Linked DNA regions of Mus musculus: region 2 is linked to region 1. Evidence: chromatin loops called from intact Hi-C (ENCODE). Cell type or tissue: heart. All regions are shown on one strand. Each heading gives the region's core, and the rest is flanking DNA. Links, peaks and the distances in the headings are about the cores only. Region 1 overlaps Gm33655 (a long non-coding RNA gene). Region 2 holds the start of Gm40229 (a long non-coding RNA gene).

Evidence for each region. A loop is a pair of places that touch in the nucleus more often than their neighbours do. Peaks named below come from ENCODE experiments on the same cell type or tissue, not always from the same donor. Only the 100,000 strongest peaks of a DNase experiment are listed, where the experiment ranks them.
Region 2: a loop joins it to region 1, with 7 times the contacts of the local background. A loop is called at or near these places in 15 of 42 quality-filtered maps.

Annotation. Positions count from the first base shown.
Region 1 is chr4:114,640,519-114,652,947 of GRCm38, forward strand. All of the region lies in intron 1 of Gm33655 (a long non-coding RNA gene), which reads right to left. Among named protein-coding and RNA genes, the nearest start is that of Gm12829, 34 kb to the right of the region's middle. In heart, for the core only: a CTCF peak has its summit at 7,365 (motif pointing right); no DNase peak of the experiment used is centred there; H3K4me3 peaks cover 469 bases; H3K27ac peaks cover 607 bases; H3K27me3 peaks cover 5,112 bases.
Region 2 is chr4:114,942,262-114,954,690 of GRCm38, forward strand. It overlaps Gm40229 (a long non-coding RNA gene), which reads right to left and starts at 8,587. Exons shown (of 3, transcript XR_868023.1): 1 at 6,868-8,587; 2 at 6,357-6,560; 3 at 4,552-5,166. In heart, for the core only: a CTCF peak has its summit at 5,355 (motif pointing left); a DNase peak (open chromatin) is centred at 5,340; H3K27me3 peaks cover 4,632 bases.

The DNA of each region.
Region 1 (12,429 bases), core at 2,481-10,480:
AGAGGAGAGGAGAGGAGAGGAGAGGAGAGGAGAGGAGAGGAGAGAGGAGAGGAGCTCAGAGTAGCACACACCTGTGACCCCAGCTCTCTGGGAGCAAAGGGAAAAGAGTCTGGAGTTCTTAGGGTATCTAGGACTTGGAGTAGGGGGGAGAGGGAGGGAGGGAGGGAGGCAGGAAGAGAAGGAGGGGGAGGGAGAGAGAAAAATCTATACACATTTCTTTATAAGATGCTGTGTAATAAGGGAAACTTACAATACCAACAATAAAGATAAAATAGGAATAATCTTAAGTACAAATGCTCAAGATCTATGTGAAGAAAACTTTAAGGCACTCCAGAGAGACATAAACACATGCTTGAACAAAGAGGAGGGCAGAGCACTTTTCTGACTGAGAAGATGCAACATCATAAATATGTCAGTTCCCTCTAGGTCAATATCATGTGTCACGTCATCCCAATGGAAAGATCAACAGTATATTTTAAGCAAATAAGTCAATTCTAAAGTTTATATTGCAAAAATATGTATGCGATACTATTCCAGAAGAGCCTGCAAGGGAGTGGTAGTGAGGAATGACCAGCCCTGTGTTTGAGGCAGTACTCACAAAGCCACATTTATTAAAACAGCTTGTCCCTGGCACACAGACCAATGGAACACAATAGAAAGTACAAAACAAGACCAGAAACATATGGAATTGTGTATTGTAAAGCTGGCCTCTGAAATCAGTAGAGAAAGGATGAATTAGTCACTAGATGGTACGGAACCAACTAGGTAGCCTTCTGCAATAAACTAAAGTTAAGTTCAGCCTCACACCTTACCAAAGTGGCTCAAAGATTTGAATTCAAAAGATGAAAGTTCACAAGAAGCAAAGGAGGACAGTTCTATAATTGGAGTGAGAATGGCCTTTCTATGCATGATTAAAAACAAAACATTTCACGTGAAAAAAAGATAAATTTGGCTGTAAGAAAACAATAAATTTTCTTCAAAGTATTCAATGGTAAGGTATTCAAAGTATTTAATGATATTTAATAAAAATATCAACAGTGGGTTTTTTTCAGCTTCACAAACTCTGAAGTTCATATGGAAATGGTAACAATTACTCCTGAGGAATTGCAGGGCAAATACTGGATTGGGAAAATACTTTCTTCTCATATCACAATTTCCTTTAAATTGTAAGCTGTAAAGATCAATTGAAACCATGAACAATATACCTAAGCAAAGTGTAATATTCAGAGTTAGAGAAAAATGGCTCTAAAGTCTAAAAAAAAATGCTCATGGTCACAGTAATCAGAAAAATGAAAATTAAGACCTCACTAAAATCTATCCTACCAGTCTGGATGACATAAAAAAAAAAAAAAGCTCTATATTATTCTCTGTTGGCAAGATGGTGGAGCCAGCAGCCCCACATCATAAAGGAATCTAACCAGTGGCTTGCTCCTCTTGGGCAATTTTGCAACACTGACAAAATACATAGTATATCCTAGTGCCCTGCAACCATATCCAGGGACTTATCCTGCTGATACAGTTACAGGCAGGCAACAGTGCTGTTTGTGCGAAGGTTGTTTTCCAAAGCATCTCTTGTAATAATAGTACATAATTAGAGACAAGTAACCTTTCCTACGGAAAGGTTAAGTATGGTGAAGTATATCTGCCAAGTCTATTGCTTGTGAAATTCTATAGGGTAAGCTGCAAGATACGTTATAGAGTGGAAAAGTGAGCTAAAAAGTGTTATGTATGGTGTGCTGCCATTTGTAACGTCCAAGAAGCAGAAAAGGACCTGTATACTGGAGTTCACTTATATTCACAATCACCTGCAAGTGCATAAGACAGCTGGGAGGCATCACGAGAAACATGGCACTTGATCTTCTGGGGGACAGTGGTGGCAGATCCCTGGAGCTGGCCGAAAAGTACCTTGCACTCTGCATCACTGGTAAAGCCCTGTGATACAAGCATGAGAATGCTTGGAAGGAATTGTGGGATTGATTCTGATATAAGAGTTGCATGAGAAAACATAGGCAGTAAAGATGTTCTGAGTGTCTCTCCTTTATCTCTAAGTCCTCCCACCTACATGTACAGTCCATCTATCATATAGCAGTGTGAGAAAAGAAGGGAACAGGAGTGATGGAGGAGAGAACACGCCCACGCTTCCCGAGACCAGCAGTGGAAGAGATGCTGTGTGACTATTTAGGGTATTGCTGTGATAAAGCACCATGACCAAAAGCAACTTGGGGAGGAAACGGTGTGTTTTGTTTCCATTTCTACATCACTGCCATTATCTAAGGAAGTCAGGGCAGGAACCTGGAGGCAGAAGCAGACAGAGGCCATGGAGGGAGTCTGCTTACAGGATTGTTCCTCATGGCTTGCTCAAACCTTTTTCCTATAGAACCCAGGACCACCAGCCCAAAGGTGCCCCCACTTACAGTGGGCTGGACCCTCCTCCATAAATCACCAATCAAGAAAATGATCTACCGGCTTGCCTACAGCCCAATCTTATAGAGGCATCTTCTCAACTGGGGTTCTCTCTTCTCAAATGACTGTCAAGTTGACATAAAACTAGCCAGAACACAAATCCTGGAGGGCTGAAACCACCATCTCTGTCCCAAGTGACATGATTAAAAAAAAAAAAAAAAAAAAAAAAAAAAAAAAAAAAAAAAACAGAAGGGAAAAGCTGGTGTCCCAACACTAAGACTTCATTTGCTGACACAGAACCCAAAGCCCTAAGCTCTGACACCACTCTCTGCTTCAAGGAAGTGTTGTCTCTTGGGGTGGGCAGTTCCATGGCTTGCAGAGAAACCAGGACATAAGAATAGCTATGAAGCCTCCTGCCATTCCTAGAAAGCAGGACTGCATTAGAGGCTATGAGTGACGTGGTTTTAAATAAGGATCCAGCTTACGATGCCTTCCAGGGGCAAAGTGGCGGTCATCTGAACAGCACACAGAAAAGTAAGAGGGGCAGGAGACCTATGGTTTATTACATCAAGGTAAGTTTACACAAATATGTAAATTCTTCTTGGCACCCAAGTTCATAAAATGCATACCGAATGGTGGTTATGGTGAAAAACCAAGCGTAATAACACAGGGTCACTTTTATTATCTCTGTAAGTCGGGCGACGTTGACGTATGTGTGTTTACTTTTCTAGTAAATGTCTTTCTTTGTAAAGCATTGTTATCTAAATGTCTCTAGCCATGGAAACAAGAAGGAAAAGTCAAGAAGAAACCATGAAGTCAAGAAAGAGAGAAAAAACATTAGGTGGAAGATGAGCCCCGATGAGGCAGCCAAGTAGGCCGCCAGCGCGCCGGTGCAGCCAGCGTGCCGGTGCAGCCAGCGCGCCGGTGCAGCCAGCGCGCCGGTGCAGCCAGCGCGCCGGTGCAGCCAGGTGTTCCACCGTGATGAATTAGCTGCCTTCTTAGGGAGGAAAAGAAACATGCAGACTCAATCCCTCATCTCCTAGGAAACCTCCAGATGACCCCACTAATTATAAGATAATAAAAGAATCTAGAAGCCCTAAATAATTCTCACAGACTAGATCCATCTGTCACGATGACAGGACAATGGGTTGTGTAACTACAGCCAAGTGAGGCTCGCAACGGTAAAAGTTTGGAAAGCAACACCAGGTTGCAGTAAAACTGGAGACTGTGTGAAAGGCTCAGATTTACAAATTTTACTGATGGAACAAGTGAAGATTAAGCAGTAGAAAAAAAAAATCTGTCCAGGCTGTGGGCCAGGGGCTTTTGTCAAACTCTTAGAATATGAAACAACATCCCATACCCAGTTGAAGATCGGATTGGCTGCTACTGTATCCTGGACTGGGTCTTCAATCTAGAAGATAATTTACACTGACTAAATAAAAAAATAAAATATCTAAAAAGTTAAGAGGGTGGAAATAATGAAATAGCCTAATTCACTGATGCTTTTAGGATAAGTGGAAGCATAATCATAAATGTGGGGGATTATTTGTTTGTTTATTTTGCTTTGCTAATGAGACAGGGGTCTTGTGTAGTCCAGTCTGGCCTCTGACTCATTATATTGCGTAGGGTGGTCTTGAACTTCTGACCCTTCTGTGTGCTGAGATGACATGTTTTCCAGCATCTCCACTTTATGTAGTGCTAGGGATTGAGTTCAGGTTTTCATGCTGGCAAGCTAGACAAGCAATCCAGCCACTGGCTGCAACCTCAGCCCTCTTGAGGATTAGACAAGGCCTCTCACTGACCTGAAGCTCACCAAGTAGGTTAGTCTGGCTGACCAGCAAACCCCAAGGATCCACCTTTCCCTGCCTTCCCAGGGCTAGGATTACAAATGTGAGCCACCACACTTGGCTTTTTTAAGTGATGGTTCCAGAGAATCAAATTCAGGTGTTTTCGTGGCAAGCAGTCTTATCAAGCAGTGAGCTATCCCCTAACCCATAATAACTTACTTTAAGGTACATTTTACATAGCAACAGCTGTGGGTCCTTCTCTGCAAGCCCAGATACCCTTTACTCATTGCTTCAGCTACCTACATCCATACAAGCAGTCCTAACTTCAACAGCTTACCGCAGTAATTTTAATCTCTTTCCATCTCAGAGGCCAGGAGTCAGGCAGACTGCCTAGGGAGCTCTGCTCAGTCAACTGTTCACTTGGACACTGAGAAGTTTGACGGGGGTTGAGTGGGGGGGGGGGAGTGTGAGACTGAGGAAGATTCACTTAGCTGTCCAAGACTTGACAAGATAGCTGGAAAACTGAATCAGTGTGACCCCGTGTCTCGGGGCCCCTCTTGTGTCATCAAGACTTCTTACCAGAGCCAGGGTGAAAAGCTCTGAACTTCATAATGTCACTTCTGCCATAGTCTAAGGGTCAAAGTAGCCACAGGTCAAACCACATTTAAAGGAACAAGATAGACTGCATACATCTTTAAAATGAGACCAAATCATCTTCAATCTTTTTCTGTCCTTGAACATTTTTTTCCCTGAAGATTGGGGAACAGGTCAAAGAGTTTGGCTCAGGACTAGTTAGGAGCTGACAGTGGTGATGGTAGTTAACCCTGAGAATTTTATTGAGTGTTTACTGGGTGCCTGGCAATGCTATAAAAACTTCATATGTTTGTGTTGTTGAATCTTTGCAGCACTCCTGTGAAGACTCTGTTAGCATCCCAGTGTGTGGATTAGCAGGCTGACTCATCTGACCATGCTTACTCTCCCCAGAATCACACCTTACAAAGAGGGAAGCCTGAAGCTACCCACAGATGCAGGTGATGAAGAGCCTTTCTACACAAGATGGGGGACTGACCAATGTCTTGGGAGCACTGGGGTTTCAGTGGAACAGGGCCCACATTGTGGGTGGTGAATAAGATAGAAGAGAGGGGAAGTGAGGAGGCTGATCAGGAGACTTCTCACATCTACATGAAAGATGGGAAAGGCATGAGAGATGGGGGGAGGGATGGGAAAACTGAAACCTAAAGCAGAAGAACGCAGGAGCTGGAGAAGAAGGCAAGACTTGGCAAGACTTGGCAGGTTAGGGACAGAGTGAACCCAGGAATAGTTTCAGAGGCAGAGCCCCCATCGTTGTATGCCAAGTTTAATTTAGACCCTGTGGGATCATGGGTAACAAAGTTCTTCCCCTCTGTAGCCCCCTCTCTGAAGAAAGAACAAAGCCCCTCCATGGACTCTCACATACTTCTCTAGATCTTGGAGAAATTAGGGTGTTGGTGGGCAAGATGGGAGTCAGCCAGAAGAACCCTCCAATCAGCAAATTTGGAAAGGGCATATCCCAGGAAGCTTGACTTGGCTAGGGTATCCCAGTCCCATCCCTACACAGCCTAAACACAGAGCTGAATTCTGGGTCACTGGGTGCAGGAGAAGACCTGGGCAGGGTCAATTTGGAGGCACATAGGTTCCCCATGTTAGAGTTAACAGGGTGAGCATGCATGAACCACCAGAGCCTTTTTGTCTGCTGCCCTCCAGCCCTGCATATTGCAGACACCCTGTGGCCTACATTTGTAAGTCACTCCAATCATTTAAGACCAACCCCCAAAGCGGTGTGGCAGGAAACATTTGTTAAACACTTCCACATCAAGTAAAACTCCGTCTGATCACAGTTCTGGGATTGCTGACTACATGAACTTGGGTAAACATCTTGCCTCCCTGAGCTTATGTTTGCCCACCAAAAGGCACGGCAAGAATGCTGTACAATAAGATACTTCCCATACCTAGCACAGGGCCTAGGGCATAGTCATTACTGAGCAATTAATAGCAATAATAATAACAGCAAATCCTGCCTTCTTTGCTTTCATTCTTTCCCAGCTCCCACTGGCCTCCCCCTCCCCCACCCCCACTCTGCAGCTAAACACGGATGGCACAGTGGTGATGTTTCCTATGTCATTTCTGTCCCTTGGATCAACTCTACACCTTGGCACTCTTCCCTTAAAGAGAGTTAAGAAGCTCGGAAACTGGAGCTGGGGTTTCTGCTCCCCCTTCCTCTCCCCGGGACCCAGGTTGTCCTCCTCGGGTACCCATAGGAGCACAATAAAGGCTGATTGGGCTAAATGGGCAATTTATGGCTTCTCTTTGAACAGGCCTTAGATGATTACCTTTTATGAGGCTTACACTTTAGACTCAAAACGTAAAACAGAAGCTCAGGCTAGGAAGCAAATAATGGGATATTTTATGTGCTGTTCTGGAACAAAAGTCCACAGCTTTATTGCGATGGCTGTAAAAAGAGCGTGATTGGAGAAGCTTTGATTGAGAAACACACATGGAAAGAACCGCAGGTCAGGAGACCGGAGGCTGTCCTGAGTTTCCCACCCTGTAGCACCACCTAGCCAGGCCTTATACTGTCTGTCTTCAAATGGCAAAACCAGGAACCACCCTCTGCACCATCCCCGCAGCAAGCCCTTCTCTATGATTCCTGAGTCCTCACATCTAAAATACCTTCTTCTCAGGGTTCACTGATTCTAAAACGTTGATTCTCCAGACATGACTAATCTAGGCTGCTCAAGTCACACTGTCTGAACCATCTCCGGATTCTAGAGTAGAAAGGGTGCAATGGTTGCAGGCACAGACCTAGAGCGTGGAGGCCTGGATTCAAGTTTCCACCCAGTGCTCATTAGAATGTGACTTAGGAAAAATCACAGTATATAATGAAAATAAAGATCAGCACAGTGGGATGAGGTGTTGGAGAGAAAGAGAAGAAACAGCTCACACAGGGGCTGCTGTTATGACTGACACGGAGAAATCTCTCTGAAGTTGAATGAGGTTGTTAGTGTTCAAACACTCAACGAATATAATGTCTCAAATAAAAGACCATCTAAAATATGCTGCCACATAGGAGTGTGCCTGAAATGTGTTCTGCAAGCCCAAAAATCCAGGAGCAGGGCTGTCAGCATAGCCATGGCCACCAGAGGGCAGGCTCTGGTTGCTGGTCTGCCAGCCCTGCGGGATCCAGGAACAGCACTGGGGCCAGTCCTTCTCCCCTCCTCCTGCTCTTTTAATTCTTTCCTCTTAGGGGACCAGAGATCAGAGGCATAGGGAGAAACTGTTGCAATTATTATGTTTTCCTGAAAACTCGAAACTAGCAATGCAAAATAAAAGGAGACCCTAAATGGTGTGTGATCTCTATGTGTGCAGTTTTAACACTGGGCTCCAGGCTGAGGCCTGGCCTAGGCTTTGGGGTCAGCATGTTGAAGGCTTCCCCAGCAGGTGATCCATTGTCCAGCTACCTAGTGTCTGACCCCCACCTCCATGTGATGCTGAGCTTAGAAAAGTTCGAGTGTCACACCCAGGCCATTCAGTGCAGAGACCAAGATTCAGGTGTGAACCTTCCAGAGACGGTGCTTTGTCCTAGATAAGCTGAGCCGAGCAGAGGCTAGCCCAGCTGAAGGAAACCAGGTAAGGAAGAGTGAGAGTCTGTTTTAGGAGTTCCTGGCTATTATATCTCTAAGACCATCCTTCAACTATTCTTGGGAAACGGATTTTAAAATGACACTCTGGGACCTTGCAGAGAAAGGATCTGACCCATTAAAGAGCTGGGGCCTGAAGTCAAGACATACCTAGGTACAGTACTAAACAGAAAGGATGCGGGCAATTGATAGTCTTCTGCGACCTTGGCCAAGGCCTGTTGGATGTCTGGCCTTCAGGTGACTATTCAGGACTAGGGTCAGTTGGGACAGCAGGAGAGGGCCTTGTGCTGGGGCACCCAGCGGGGCTCTTCCATGCCTGGGCAGCACTGTGGCCAATATTGACTTTTGTAAACACCATTTTGCACCGAGCTCAGGGCTAGGGCGGGGGCGCCCTGACCCGGGGGCGGAGGCAACGGCTCCGCATTTAGACGAGGCCATTAGCAGCGATCGATGGCTGCGCCGCGCGCTCTGGCCGCTGGGCGCTCCCAAATGAAGGTTAAGTTTGCTCTGCGCCCCTGCGAGGCAGGCCATGCGGCCGCATAATGGCCCCAGGACCGGCGGCGGCCCACATGCCCAGGTTAAGCTCAAGCGGCTTGGTGGGGAGGATGCAGAGAGAATGGAGCTTGTCGCTGCAGACACAGACAGGGAAGGCTGAGCAGGCATGCTTTAGAAATGTGAGCACCCTGGTCTGGCTCCCTGTGGGTCACTTGCTGGGCTCTTGTGGTACTTGTCTGATTGTTTGGTGTGTACTGGGCCTGTACCTTGGCTTCTGTGCACCTGTTGGAATGTATGGTCTGCGGTGTGTGTGTGTGTGTGTGTGTGTGTGTGTGTGTCCGTCCGTGTGTCCCTCCAGCCTGGTCCTGATCATCTAGAGGGGCTGCCTGGAACTCTGGAGCTAGCCTGTCTGGGAACCAAGAGGCCTGGATGCTACTTTTCTGACTGCCACCCCTCTCTATCCAGCCTAGATCTCATTCCTTAGAACCTGACGACCCTACCCTAGCCCGACAGGGACGTGTTCACACGTGTAGTTGTGAGTGCCTGGGCTGTGGGAGTAACTGGAGGCTGCGTGTGAAAGGGTATGGCTGTTCAGAAATGATGAGTCTGGTTCTGCAGCAGCTCCAGGCTGGAAAGTATCCCCTGGGCCCTGTTGAGCGTCTCTCTGTAACCTAGGCAGCTTTGTGCCACAAATCGACAGCTCAGAGCCAGGTTTCCTGGCAGTTTCATCTGTCAGCTCCACCTCAGATTGAGCACAGTTGCCACTTTGCATATTTAATGAGTGCCCCCAAAGTGCCAGTGTTTCGAAGCTGTCACATTAATTCTCATATTTACTCTTCTCTCCACTTTGTGCAAATGAGGAAATGGAGACTCGGAGAAGGGAACGAGTTGGCAAAACAATGAAAGCCGACCAGTGAAGGGAGTGGGGTTCAAACCGTGCTGCTTGTACCAGGTCCCTTCCTTGCACCTTGCTGGCCTGAGGCTGCGACCTTGGGCAACAGGCAATGTGAAGTGCCAGCTTCTTGGCAAGCTGCAGGAGGCTGTGTTCTAGAAGGCAGTCATCGGAATGTGATAGAGATAGGAAAGATTCCCCAGCCAGTCTCCCCACTAGAAGCTGAGTGCCTTATTAGCTACTTAGACAAAATCCTGGTTCTGCCATGGCCCAGACTCCCATCAACAGGAAAGTCTGGCAGACCGCTGAGCTCTGAGCAAAAGAGGTAACAGTTTGAGTAGGAAGGGTCATATACTAATTCCTAGGGACCTAAAAGAATATCTGTAGACATATTGTCACAGCAGATGACCTAACAGTATTGATGTCTTCTGCAATGGTTTTCCTGCAATGGTTGCAGAGAAGGGATATCCAAAGAAATATGAGGTTCGCTGTCTTTATATAGGGTGCTGGCTAGATGCCCTGGAACCAGGTTCTGTTTGAGTCTCTTTAAGACACAGTTAAAGAGGTCAGGTGCTCAGTGGTTTATGGCTTAGAATAGATGGACTTTTCAGTAGTGGCAGCTGAAGCCAAAGCACAGTGCAGAGTGGGAAGCCACGGGCTAGCAACAAAGACAAGATCAAGCCAGCAGAGGTGAAGGCTGCAGATGGAACACAGGGCAGAGCCTAAGAGAAAGCGCTGCTGCTGAGCTCCCAGATTTAAGACAAATCTCTCTCCAGCCCATGCCTGCTCCATGGTGCCCAGCGAGGACAAAGTGCTCCAGGAGGACCACTAGCCACACACACCCCTCACTGCTCCAAGCTTCGTGGAGCAGCTCTCCCCACTCTGGAGAAAGGCACATGGTAGAATGGATAAGGCCTTGGAGCTTCCAGACCAGCTTCTTGTAGGCAGATACCCTCCGAGTGACTCATAGCTCTCTAGCTGCCAAATGGCATAGGAGCTACTGGCTTCGTATATACGGTGCTGGTCCAGTGACGTGATGCATCACAACCTGTGGCTCATAAGGAACACTAGATAAACAGAAGCTCTCATCCTCTGAGCTTAGATCCAGCTGGATCAACAGGGTCTGCTCTGTCTCTTTCTTCCATCCAGTCTGTGAACTTATCCACCTCAGCTTCACCAGAGCCTGACCTTCAGGAAGGCTCAGTGCGACGAGAGCCCAGGAACTTCTTGCATAAAGATGGATGGATCCAGGCCATGTGAGTGAGACCCAGAAGAACCCCGCCCCCACCCAAAAGTGCGAGGAGCCAGGGGAGGGAACAGAAAGACAGGGCAGACCTCAGGAGGGGCAACAGCTTGAACACATTTTTCCCAGTTGAGGAGGCTAGAGAATGACTTCTCTGCTGAACTTTGACCTCCGAGTCACATATCTTCTTTGAACTGTCAGGCAGCCCCCAGCCCTGTCACTCTCCATCTAAGCTAGGCCAAAAGTGAAACTCCAGCCCTGCCCTGCAGCAGTTCCCATGAGCTCTATGCCTGGATGTCTTATGTGTGGGAGTGGAGGGGGGGTTACACATATCTTCCAACCAAGACCCACTGCACATCCCTGGCCCAAGCTCAGCTCTAACAGCCTGAGGTCCACGATGGATTCTCTCCAGCCTGGAAAGAGAGAGTTAAGTCACAGTCCAGGACTGACCAGGAGTCCTGCTCCCCACCACACCTATAGGGACCTAGGGAACTTAGGGAGCTTTTCTCACCAAACTGTATGGGTTACAATTTGCCTGAAGAAAGGCATCCTGAGTGGGAGAATCATGTAGAGAATGAAAGTACACAGCTTGGCGTGTTTGCTTCCTTCCCTCAGATGGTGAGGAGGGGAGGCATGGGCTCTTGTCTCCCTTGTATCGCCAGTATCTCCTCTCACAGAAACTCGGGCATTGAAGCAGGGCAGGCATTATACCCTAGTTTTACTTGTAAGGAAGCCAGGGTTTATAAGATTAAGGGAGTCTATCCAAGAACAAGTGGCCTGGCTCCAAACTGGCAGAGCCAGGACTCTAATGTGACCAAGGCTCAGCATGCCTGGCTGCAGCGAGAGCAGAGCAAAGTGGACATCCCAGTGTTTCAAGCCCATAGCATCTGTTCTGCCTGCCAGCAAGCACAGGTCCTCCTGGCTCCTGGGAGGGAGTCTCCTTGCGAGAAGATGGAAGGGCCCATGATTCAATACTAGCTGAACCCAGAGTTCCTCTTTGTGTAAGCAGTCTCTGCATCTGGTCACACCTAGCATCCAGAAGTGTTCTGTAAATATCTGTTGAATGACTGAGGTCACAATTCTTTCTAGAACATTCATGAAAGAAGCAACAATGTGATAGAAATGGGAAAGCAAACATGGAAGATAGAGGTGGATTGATGTGAAAGATTCACTAAGTTTGTCATCTGAAGTTTTTCTCTTTTCTTCCTATCTTTCTTTTTTAACCTATTACCTTCCTTTACTATAACAGGCACTGGTGGTTTGAATGAGAAATGTCCCCCATGGGTACATATATTTGAACACTTGATTCCCCAGTTGGTAGTGCTGTTTGGGGAAGTGGAACCTTTAAAGGATGAAACCTTGCTAGAAGAACAACATCACTTTTGGGAGGATTTTGAGAGTTTATCCTGCATATCAAATATTTGCATTAAAATTTGTAGCAGTAGCAAAATTATAGTTATGATGTAGCAATAAAATAATTTTATCACGGGGAAGAGGTGTTTACATGAGAAACTGTATTAAAGGGTCACAGCGTTAGAAAAGTTTGAAAACCACTTGTTTCTAGCCTTGCCCTACTTCCTGCTCTGTCTTTGCTGCTTCCTGTATGCAAATGAGATGTGGTCAGCCTGCTGCTTCCTGTTTCTGCTGCCAAGAAGTAGGAACTGTTATAATTCCAATTATCAGATCTAGAAACAGAGACCAAGAAATTAAGTAGCGTTTTCAAAGTAATTTAATGGTGGGGCTGGGCCGGCAATATGATTAAGTGTGTAAAGAGGTTTGCTGCCAAACTTGAAGATTTGAGTTCAATCCCCAGGACTCAAATGGTAGAAAGAGAAAGCTGATTCACAGATTGTCCTCTGACCTCCACACATGTTCTTTGGTGACACCCACCCACACAATGGGTATGATAATGTAAAGGAAAGTGGTGGAGTC
Region 2 (12,429 bases), core at 1,397-9,396, 300 kb after region 1:
GTCCTAACCCCACCCCTCTGTTGTACCCCAAACATCCAGCCCAGTGCCTGTAGCAGAGCAAGTGCCCAGGAGTAACCATAGCAACTCTCTCCACTAAGGGCGGCCTTTATGTATGTCCCCATCCGTTCTTCCTGCCTTTTAGCTCAGATGTTGTAAGAGGCCTCAGAGTTGTGTGTCTGCTCTCATGCCAAGGTTTCTTAGGACCTTTGGTTCACCTTCGTTTGAGAGCACCAATTGAAAAGGGGAGGAACAAGCCTGGGAGGAAAAAAAAAAGCCCTGCCTGCAGTTTGGAACAATATTTGGCTGGGGTCAGGAACTCTGTGGGAAGAGCCCTGGGTTCCAGGGAGCCAAGGACAAAGCAGGCCAAGAACTCTTTGCCTTAATTTGTTGCCTCTAAATTCCTCCCAGAAATGAGGCGTGTCAGTCTTCAAACTCTGGGTTTTATGAGGTAATTATAGCGATTACTATAAATCTCCTGTGTGTTGTTTTCAAAGGGGCAATTTAGTGGAGGGACCAGGCACCATTTTCGTTTCTCATTAAGTGATTAGGTTTGTTTGGCAAATCCCGACACCAATGGCTGGAGGCAAAATCTGGACTTGGCGAGGGCAATCCAGAGCCTGCTCACAGCTGAGCATCCCGCACTTCCTTACTGCCCCAGCCTCTCCGCCGAAAGGAACTAGGAGGCCCTTTCATTGGGCAAAAGAGGAGGAAACTAACTGCCCATATTACACTTCAGTAGAGCCAGACTGCCTCTCAGAGCTCTTCTGGGCCAAAGTAAACCTCGCCTCCTTTTAAACTTTTTCTCATTCACATTGGACTCTCAACAAAAAGTTGGACTCACACAGTGAGGTACAATGAGAGAGCCACAGTCCTTGTCCCTCGGCTACTGCACGGGGCCTGGACATGGCTTCTGGCCTTCATGGTATGAAAACAAATAATGTCCCAGAAGGTCAAACCCATGTTAATTTGGTTTTCTGTGAAAGTTTAGAACAGGAAGCAAACAGGATTAGAAGAGGCTTCCTGGAAGAGATGAAGAGACTTCAAGCAGACCTTGCAAGTCCATTTCAAATTCCCAGCCTTTCGCATCAGGTACTCTTTAGGTTGGTCACCTTTCAGCTGCTACTGTCATTGGGGGGCCTCTAAATAACCCCACAAAACTCTGCTTGCCTATTGTGTGAAGGAGGATAACAGCAGCTGCCTGTGGCTTCATACTGAAGTTGAGATGAGATGGACCACAGTAAGTGAGGGGAAATGATGAGTGACCTGTAAATCTACTGTCTTTTTATTTATTTTTTTAAACTCTATTGTTAATTGAGATGAGGGAGAGGAATCTGACCTACTCTATGATCATGCTGGTCATACCAAGCTCCCATCCTTTAGACGTTCAAGCAGAGCTGGGGGGTGGGGTAGTGAGGAAGGCTTTAGGAAGACGTGTAGGTGAGCTGTCCATCACAGCTCAGAGACGAGGAAGACCTAAGAGTGCACCTGTGTTTGGGGCTGGAGAGGATCCTAAAACATTAGCTTAGAGTGATGAGCACCAGAGTTTGCAGATACCAAAACTTCCGTTGTGGACTAGAGAAAACTAATGGATGACTCCAAAGAAACAATGTCACTGGGCAGTGGTGACACACATCTTTAATCCCAGCACTTGGGAGGCAGAGGCAGGCACATCTTCAAGTTTAAGGCTAGACTGGTCTACAGAGTGAGTTCCAGGATAGCCAGGGCCACACCAAGAAACCCTGTCTCAGAAAGAAAGGAAGAGAGAAAGAGATAGACAGAGACAGAGACAGGGAGACACAGAGAGAGAGAGAGGCAGAGAGACAGATAGTGAGAGAGGAGGGAGGGAAGGCGAAAGCAAGCTAGCTAGCTAAGAATGAACCTGTGAGCAAGCTAGCCAGCAAGCAATATTCCTCTGTGGTTCCAGCTTGAGTTCCTGCCCTGACATCCCTCAATAATGGACTGTCACTAGAAGTGTGGACCAAATAAATCTTTTCTTTCTCCAAGTTGCTTTCCCAGAGTGCTGCTTGAATTAACAGTGGGTCCTGGGAAGTCTGTTTTCTCACTCTTCACAGAACAGCAAAATACCTGTATGGGCTCTCCAGAGGGAGAGGCTGCAGGCTTCTGTGGAAGGTGAATGTCCATAGGAGACCCCATGGGTGGAGAGAGTGAAGGAAGTTGTCTAGTGGCTGACAGGAAGTGCAGTGAGCAGCCCATGCCCTTTACACGTGGGTGTGAACTAGCAAAGGTTATTGGAGGGATGCCTCTAAACCCAGGGAAAGACAAACATCTCCAATGACCTCAGGAAACAATACGAGAAGCAGAAAAGAACTAAAAACAGACTTTAAAATTTTTGTTAATATCCTCACAGAGGCTCAGTAAGAAACTGAATCTGTCAAAACTATAAAAAAATAAAACAAAAATATAAAACATAAAAACTATATGGCACAAAAGAATAAAAGAAGAAATAGCCAAGAATACTTAAAAATAGACACATTTTAAAATTTAGTATGTTTTAAAGGCCAAATAAACTTCACATGAAACTTACTTTTTTTATTTTGTTTTTTTATTAGGTATTTATTTCATTTACATCGAAACTTACTTTTAAACAGACAAAAGTAAAAGTCGGGGGGGGGAGGGGGGGGAGAGCTGTATATGGTAATCAGAGATCGCCATGCCCTGCCTGGTGTAGTAGTTGTCTATTGTTGAACAACAAATTTCCCCCAGCTAGCAGCTCTGAACAGCACTGTTTCGTTCCTCTCAGCTCTGCCTGTCAGAGTTTGGGTAAGTTCAGCAGGATTCTGCTCACTGGAACCCAGAGGCAGGCTTTTATCTGGAAGCTCTGAGGAAGAATCCACAACCAGGCTCATCCAACTAGCAGAATTCAGTTCCTTGGAGGCACGGCCTTGCCAACCCCTGAGTCTTCGCTGTCAACTTCAGGCCACTCCAGTTGCCAGACTTTCTCCCTCCCTGGCACAAGGCCGTCTCTATCCTCAAAGCAAGCAACTGCAGGACACGTGCTTCCCATGCCTGGGCCTCTTTGCCTTTCTTCTCTCCTGCCAGCCAGAGAAACTTTTTTTTTTTTTAACGGGCTCTTACAACTTGATTGGCCACAGTCTGATAATTGACCCTTTGCTATAAAGCCAAATCACATGCTCAAAGGGGACAAGGCTGCATGAGGGTAAAGGCCCTCTGGGCAGAGTTCTGACCGCCACCCGAAGATAATTCCCTCCTTCATGAACTACAAGGTAAAGGAGATTTAACAGCTGCAGCTGAGGAACTGACCAGACGACATAAGATGCGAGGATACTTAGTCAAAGCCATTGTTGTCACCTGAGTCGTTTAAGTCAACTCTGTCCATTTGGCAACAGAGATAACAGATGCAAACCACAAGAAAGATCCTGCCTCCTTGGCTGTGTTGAAGATGGAAGGACATGTGGAAAAGTCCCTAGAGCAGTCTTCAGAGCCAAGGACCCTGATGAGCAGCAGTAGGCAAGGAAATGAGGTCCTCTGCCCTTCAGTCGTAAGGAAGGAGCTTGGAGGTGAATTTTCCACAGCCTCCAGGAAGAGCCTGGACCAGCTGACTTCTTGATCTTAGACTTCTGACAGCACGATGGGAACCCAGCTGACTCTTCCCAAACTTCTGACCTGCCGAACTCGAGGTAATAAGCAGGTGTTTTATTGTGAAGCCATAGAAACCAAATATCCCAGGTTGCTTTTGGCCTGTGAGTCTCAAGCTTGTCCTCTGCTTACATCAATAAAAATCACTCTGGACCGGTGGTTAGGGTTTCAGACCACAGACGCGCAGGCTGCGTCTATGAGGATTAACCAAGCAGATACAATGCTCGTTCCTCAACTCTTCCTCCTTCTCCTTCCATTTCTCTAGAAAGTTCCTCACAACCTCTCCCTGCACTGGGTCTGCTGCTGCGTGCCCCATGGTGTGCTGGTCCCATGCACACAGCAGACCCTACATCTTTGGAAGGGCATCAGTCCTTTGTTTCTGGAATTGCTCAGGGCCTCGTCATAATGAACTGTAGGGGTGTCTGTTAGAGGAGTCTGAGCTACTTAGTGAGGAGAACGGAGCACTCCTGCCCAGGAATCTGAAAAGCATGGGTTTCATGGCTTCCTGTCTTCCTGTCCCTACCTTGTATGGGAAGCTTTAAACTCATTTGTATGTGTATGTGGTGTGTGTGAGTGCTGATGTGTGTGCCACAGTACATGTGTGCAAGTCATGTGCCCTTACCTTCTATCTTGTTTCACACAGGCTATCTTTGTTGTTCACTAAGCAGCCTCATGTGTCCTTACCTTCTGGGGTGGCTTGAATATGCTTGGCCCAGGGAGTGGCACTATTTGGAGGTGCAGCTTTGTTGGAGGAAGTGTGTGTGTCACCGTGGGTGTCGGCTTTAAGACCCTCGTCCTAGCAGCCTGGAAGTCAGCCTTCTCCTTTGGAACAAGACGTAGAACTCTCAGCTCCTCCTGCACCATGCCTGCCTGGAAGTTGCCATGCTCCCCACCTTGATGATAATCTTAACCTCTGAATTTGTCAGGCAGCCCCAATTAAACGTTGTCCTTATTAAGAGTTGCCTTGGTCATGGCGACTGTTCACAGCAATGGAAACTCTAGGACACCTCTATCTTGTTTCATACAGACGATCTTTGTTGTTCACTGCTGCATATGCTGTGGTCCTTGTGCTTTGGGGGGTCTCTTCTCTCTTGATCTCTTTTCTCCCCACGGAGAGCTGGGATCACAGGTGTGCAAGCTGTCTCACTAGGCTTCTGTGTAGGTTCTGCAGACTCAGGTCCTCGGCCATGCACAGTGAGTGGTTTACTTACTGAGCTACTCCTGCGGCCTCTACCTTGTGTTTAGAAACTGACATTTGTAACTCTGAGACACAAAAAGCCAGGAGAGTGTGGAAGGCCAGAGACCTCTTCCACCTGATCAGTTGGGGTGCAGCCTGCATTTTGGCTTGGCATAAGCTCATTTACCCCGTTACTTTAATGTGTATTAGTGACTCTGGCGACTCTGCACTGGAGGATTCTGGGATAGGCTGAAGATGTTAACAGCTGCTCCCAGAGAAGGGTTAAGTAGGAGTCATGTGTTTATCAGGACTTAGTAAATCCAGTTAGGTAAGGTGCATCGTTCTGCTGGAAGAGGCCTTGTTTCGGTGACCTGTTACAGGAAGAAGATAAAAATGATTGTTCAGGGGACACTGGGAAAAAGTCAAGGTTGGGCCCACAGAGCTCTGTGCAGAGAACCAGAAGAGGAAGGTGCAGGCTTGTGTATACACAGAAACTGATCTGTTCTCGAAAGTGGAAGGTAGACAGACGCAGAATGGACCCTGGGTGCCCCCTTGTGACTACATTGGTAACTACACCAATCGCAGCCTAGACACAGCCAGTGCCCAGCTAGCTGACAAAGTGCTTCATGTATTTCCTATTGTGAGGACCATTCACTTATCCAGGGAGAGCACCCATATGGTTAGGGAAAAAAGGAAGATTTGTGCCACATCTGTGCTTGGTGTTGCGTGTCTATGTCCTTTTGTGTTTGGTGTCATGAGGGTGTTTTCAAATACAGGTATGCATGTACCATTTACATATGTACCTTGAGGGTCAATGTATAGGAGTTGTGTGTGAGCTGGGTGTGCAAATATACTCTAACTGCTAGTATGAAAGCATGTATTTGTGTGTGCTGTTGCCAAACCCTGCGTGTGTATGTTTTATCTGTTGGTATGAGTGCTCGTGTGCTTATGTCTGAATGCATGTGTTAATGTAACTTCTTGGGGCTTGGCTTCCTTTTCTGTTACACATTGAAATAGTTAAGCGCCATAATCTTATTGTTTGTTTAAAGTTCGGTCTTGGATGCAGGCCTGTTCTAGAATAACTAGCAGATGCAAAAAGCATCCATTATGTATTTTTGCAATTAGCCAAAAACCCAGAAACTTTTCTTAAATAACAGACACAATTCTGTGGGTTGCTTATTGCTGGGGACCCACCTCCTAGCCAGCTTGCCCTGGGCCCAGCCCCAACATAGGCCAAGCCAGAGAGCATTTTCAAAATGTCCCAAGTGAGATGGAAAAACCCATTAAGGGTTTCAAAATAGAACTCAAGGGAGTTTACAGGGAGGAGGAAGAGAGAGGAGGGGGTGGTGGAAGCGGGCAGAGCGGGGAGAAGGGTGGAAGGAGGAAGAGAAGGAGATAAACGGGAGGGCAGGCTCAAAAATCCAAAGGGCTTTGTAGAACTGGCTCAAGCAGCTTAATGGCCTTGTAGCTTTCTAGTCCGTGCTCTGTCACATAATCACAGGGCATCATCCGTGCTCCTTAACCTCACACTAAACACTTTCTGATGCACTTCCCCATTTACCTTGTGTGCCCCCTTTTCACACAGGGACCTTCCTTCTTGCTATCAGGAGGCTTTCCCGTACCCTTCATTACTGTCTTTTTCTGGTGCTGTTTCTCCATGGAAGCACACAGTTCCTCTTCTCCATCACAGAGTTACCTCCCAAACTCTACTAGTAGTACTCTACTAATAGTCGTCCTCCCAGAAGCCTTTGCTGAGCAATTGTCCCTGGGGGGGGGGGGCAGAAAGAGAAGCCAAGGGAACGTTTCAGCATTTGGATTCTTATGAGAAGGCACAAACTTAGGCGGGACCCTGACCCTTTCCTCCACTTCTATAGCAAAGGAACTCCTGCATCCTGGGTCTCAAGAAGGCCTGAGAATATATCTGGGGTTCCAGGTGGACCTCAGACCCCACTCCAACTCAAACATGATGGCCACTGAATGACAGAAGCTCGGGACTGGAAAATGGTTTGCTTGTATCCAGGGTAGAGGAGCCATGTCCTTAAGAAGCCCAACTCACTGTTGGGAACTCTTACCTTCCTCACACAGCTTCCACACCCTCATCTGCCCTCGAGCCATGCTCAACACATCTACTCCACATCTCTTCAGAGTTTGAGGGTCCTTTGTGCTCTACAGCCTTCTGGGATCAAAGACACTGCCAAGTAAGATAAAAAAAGAGCAATCTGTCATCCCATCAGCAACTCCCTTAATGAGAGGACATCGGGGACCTTTCCCTCTGCTCTGCAGCTTCTGCAATGGCCGGCAAGGCAATAGGTTTCATTTGTGAGCTTTTATTAACTGGCTGCTGAGTGCCAATACACTCACGCTAAGGACCTAATCTGGATGAGGCACTGTGGATAGACTTAGTCCCAAACCCATAGACTTGGCTGTATGGCTGTAGGCTCGTAGCATTTATCCCAGTTACTTTTGATATAGAGATTCCCAGAGTACCAGTGTCACCTACAAGTTTTTAAGGGGTGGTAATTCTAATGTGCCAGTAATTCCAGGGCAGGGAGGTGGAGACTCGTGGATCTTTGGGCTCACTGGTAGCCAGTCTAGCCCTGGTGAGTTCTAGGCCAATGAGACTCCTCTCAAAAAGCAAGGAAGACGGCACCAGAGGGATGGTGCCTGTCCTTTGTCCTCACACACATGAACCTGCACACACACACACACACTCATATACACATACATACACACATATGTACGTACATACATACATACATACATACATACATGTGAAAAGAGAGACAGACAGACAGAGACACTGAGAGAGGGAAATATTTTTGACCATACACTAGATTGGCTGATTCAAAAACCCACAGGGTGGGCCGCCTTCTGGGTCTCACCAGCCCTCACCAAGATTCCATTTGAGAACCACTGGTTGGATTCATCCAAGTGGCCTTTAAAATTAAATTGGATTTTCCAGAGGTGGAGCCTGAGGCGTTGGCTTTTGTTTTAAACGTGGTTTAAAATACATAAATTCAATAAATGTTCGTGAAGTCCTGTTGCGCAGTAAGAGCAGTTCTGGGGCACCACGGGGATGACTGCTTCTCCTTTGCAAGTCCTTGACTGGAAGGTGGTAGAGAAAGCATGGTGGTGCTGGAGGAAGAGCCAGGAGAGTCAGGTTCTCAACCCGGCTCTGCTTCCGGCTGTCTGGAGAACCTCGAGGACACTTCTCTATTCCGTTACCCAAAAGCTTAGTAAGAATCCGCACTGACCCCCACCCATCAGTAAGAGAATACGGAAGAAATACAGCTCAGTCTGTTAAAGCATCCTTCCACACTCAATAACTGATCAAGAACTAGCATTCTGGGGCTAGCTAAATGGCTCAGCTGGTAAAGGCACTTGGGGCCAACCTGACGACCTGGATTCGATCCCTTGGAAGGCCCCACACTACGGAAAGAAGACAGTTGTCTCCACAAGTCGTTCTCTGACCACCTCTGTACATTGTAGTGCTCACCCAATAACTTACTTACTTAATTAATTAATTAATTAAAATAAAGACAACAATCACATTGCTGAGTGTTGGGAAGATGGCTTGGTGCTTAAGGGCACTCCCTGCTCTTTCAGGGGACCTGAGTTCAGTTCCTAGCTCCTATTCAAGTGGCTCACAACCCTGTAAGGCCAGCTCCAGTGGCTCTAACCCCTTCTCTGCCCTCCTTGGGCATCTGTACACATGTTGCATTCATGCAAACACACACACACATAACTTTCTTTTGGGGAGGGGGGTTCAAGACAGGGTTTCTTTGTGTAGCCTTGGCTGTCCTGGAACTCACCCTGTAGACCAGGCTGGCCTCGAACTCAGAAATTCGCCTGCCTCTGCCTCCCAAGTGCTGGGATTAAAGGCGTGCGCCACCACTGCCCAGCACACATATCTTTTTTAAAAAATTAAAAGAAGTGCCAGCTAAGCATGTTGGTGCATGCCTCATTAATCCCAATACTCAGGATATGGAGGCAAGGCGATCATTGTTAAATTTGAAGTTATCTTGTTCGTGGTCTGCATATGAGTTCCAGACCAGCCAGGACTCCATAGCAAAATACTGTCTCAAAGCAAAACAATAAAAAGCAAAACCAAAAATAGCAAAGGACTAGGGAGAGAGCCCAGGTAAAGGTACTTGCTACTAAGTCTGATGAGTTCCGCCAGCAGGGCCCGCATAGTGAACTGACTGTACATGCATACCATGGCATGAGCATGCCCTCTCCATATATTTACTGTAATGAAAGCAACAGAAACACTACAATGGCCAGCTAAAGAGAGAGAGAGATCAGTCTGCAAGGATACCGGTGGATTCTTGCCTAGTTTCAATAGAGTCACTGTTAAAGCCCTGAGGATATACTATAATTTTATAAGGTTTCAAGCAGACATTTGCACTAAGTGGTTTCAGATCTAAAACATAAACCAGGAACTTGTCCTTTTACAGCAGAGATTTTCCATGCCCTAATATAGTGTAATAGAGGCACAGTGGGTCAAGACAAAACTAAAACCGGGGAGAGACAGTCAATTGCTTGCCAGGAAAACCTGATGACCAGAGTTCAATCACCGGAGCCCACACGAAGGTGGCAGGAGAGAACTGACTCCACAAAGCCATCTCTTGACCTCCACATTCACACTGTGGCAAGCTCATGTACACACACACAATAATAATAATAATAATAATAATAATAATAATAATAAATTTTTTAAAATTAGCATTGATAAGATGACTGCCAGAATGGAATTTCCTGATCATAGTCCCTTTTCTTTTTTACCACTGAGAGTCATATTTTAAGTCTTTCTGAATTGTATGCTAAGAGCAGAGTAGAGCTGATGATGTACTCAGTCTACCTCCCTTCCTGTTCCTACCTTCAGCGTCTTCTTTCCAACAAGTGTTTATTGAGGGCTCACTCTGCACTTGGGCCCTGGGAAACGGGCCTATAAACTGATGTGGGTCTGGAAGGTTGGTGGTGGTGGTGGTGGTGGTGTTCTGAAGACAAGGTCTCACCATGTAGCTTTGGTTGGCATGGAATGTATTATGTAGATCAGGCTGTCCTACAGCTCACAGAAATTCACCTGCCTCTGCCTCCCAAGTGCTGGAACTAAGGCATGTACCACCATGACTGGACATAAAACTGATGTTTTTTATTGTTGTATAAATATATAGAACTTTCAAAGAATAAAAGGTACCAAATAAAAAATAAAATAAAAGTGATAATTTTATTCTCCTGGCTCTTAAATCTATCCTGAAGTCAACAATAACCAAAAAGTTATATCTTATGGTGAAGCATACAATAAAGGAAATAATACACTAGATCCCATCTCACAATAACACAATGAGTGTTTAAGATCTTTCTTGGGCCAACAAGATAGCTCAGCAGGCAAAGGCAACTGCTTCCAAGAATGACCCCAGAACCTACATGATAGAAGGATACACTAGACCCCTACAAGTTGTCTTCTGACCTCTACATATGCTATGGCACTGTGTGTGTGTGTGTGTGTGTGTGTGTGTGTGTGTGTGTGTGTGTGTGTGTGTGTACAACACAACAAATAAAAATGTAATAGCTTTTTTTTGAGACAGGGTTTCATTATGTAGCCTTGAACTCAGAGATCTGACCCTTCCCCTTAAATGCTGGTATTAAAATCTTGTAGTGTAATATTTTTAAACTTTTTATTCATTCTTTATGAGTTTCATCACATCATGCACCCCAGTCCCACTCATCTCCCCATTCCCTTGTATTCACTCTCTGCCCTCACAACCTCCCCCAGAAATAAAAACCTGCAAACAAACAAACAAAAAAGGACAAAACAAAGCTTAGGAAATATCTCATTATAGAAGCTGCAGTGCGTCACGGTGTATCCCACAGTGTGCCCCTCTGTCCATACATCTTCACCTGTGAATGTTCATTGCAATGAGTCAATGGTCTGGTTCGAGGTCTCTTCCTTCTATGACACAATTAATACTGAATCCTCACCAAGCCTCCTTCCAGTTTTCCTGTTGTTGTCCCATACCACGGAGCTCCTGCAGTTTTGGATCATCAGGACCAGCCATTTCACGTGACCCAACAGTTCTACCGACTCAGGTAAAGGGTGAGAGGGCAGAGGGCATCATCTCGACACCCATCACCCATAGTAGACAAGTCATTTCTCCCACACTCATGCCCTTGGGGCAGCTCAGCCACACCCCCACTACTGGGCCAGCTCCACTGTGCTGCCCAGGCAGGTGCAGAGCCGCTCTCTTTCGTGGTGCCACAGGTGAGAGGTGGGCCCAGCTGTCCAGACTGCTGCAACCAGTGAGGGGCAGGGCCAGCTCTGCACAGCCCCTGGACATCCACTTGGTCCCAGGCAGGCATCTCCATGGTCTCTAGTGGTAATATGAGCCATACTGACCCCTGCTGCTGCACAGCCACAGGTCCAGATGTAGCTCTCAGTGGCAGCACAGGCAGGTTACTCACAATAGTCTACTCCTCTCCTCTAATGTCTGCAGTTCCATCTCCCTTCACAATGCTCAAACTTCCTCTACTATCTGTCCACCACACACTTGCACGTTGTAGTGGCTCCTGCTGCAGGCAGGCCACACTGACCTCTGCCCATGCAACGTGGAGTGGTAGCAAGCAGATCTGTCTGCAGTGTAATATGAAAGAAAGAAAGAAAGAGAGAGAGAGAGAGAGGAAGGAAGGGAGGGAGAGAGAGGGAGGGAGGGAGGGAGGGAGAGAGAGAGAGAGAGAGAGAGAGAGAGAGAGAGAGAGAGAGAGAGAGAGAGAGAGAGAGATGAGCGAGCCAGGCATGGTGCACAGGTTTGTAATCCCAGCACTTAGAAAGTAGACAGTAGAATCAAGATCAATGCTACATAGGACTTTGAGGCTGGCTTAGGCTACATGAGACCCTGTCAATCAATCAATCAATCAATCAATCAATGGGAGAAGATGGACGAATAGTAGAGGTATGTGAGGGCACATTGTCTTGTAAGTAGGCAATAGGTAGAAAAATGGGAAGCAGACTAGTTAGGGTTTCTGTTGCTGTTTCTTTTTTTTTTTTTTCCTTTTATTAGGTATTTTCCTCGTTTACATTTTCAATGCTATCCCAAAGGTCCCCCATACCCACCCCCCCAATCCCCTACCCACCCACTCCCCCTTTTTGGCCCTGGCGTTCCCCTGTACTGGGGCATATAAAGTTTGCAAGTCCAATGGGCCTCTCTTTGCAGTGATGGCCGACTAGGCCATCTTTTGATACATATGCAGCTAAAGACAAGAGCTCCCGGGTACTGGTTAGTTCATATTGTTGTTCCACCTATAGGGTTGCAGTTCCCTTTAGCTCCTTGGGTAATTTCTCTAGCTCCTCCATTAGGGGCCGTGTGACCCATCCAATAGCTGACTGTGATCATCCACTTCTGTGTTTGCTAGGCACCGGCATAGTCTCACAAGAGAGAGCTATATTTGGGTCCTTTCAGCGAAATCTTGCTAGTGTATGCAATGGTGTCAGCATTTGGAAGCTGATTATGGGATGGATCCCTGCATATGACAATCACTAGATGGTCCATCCTTTCGTCACAGCTCCAAATTTTGTCTCTGTAACTCCTTCTATGGGTGTTTTGTTCCCATTTCTAAGAAAGGGTAAAGTGTCC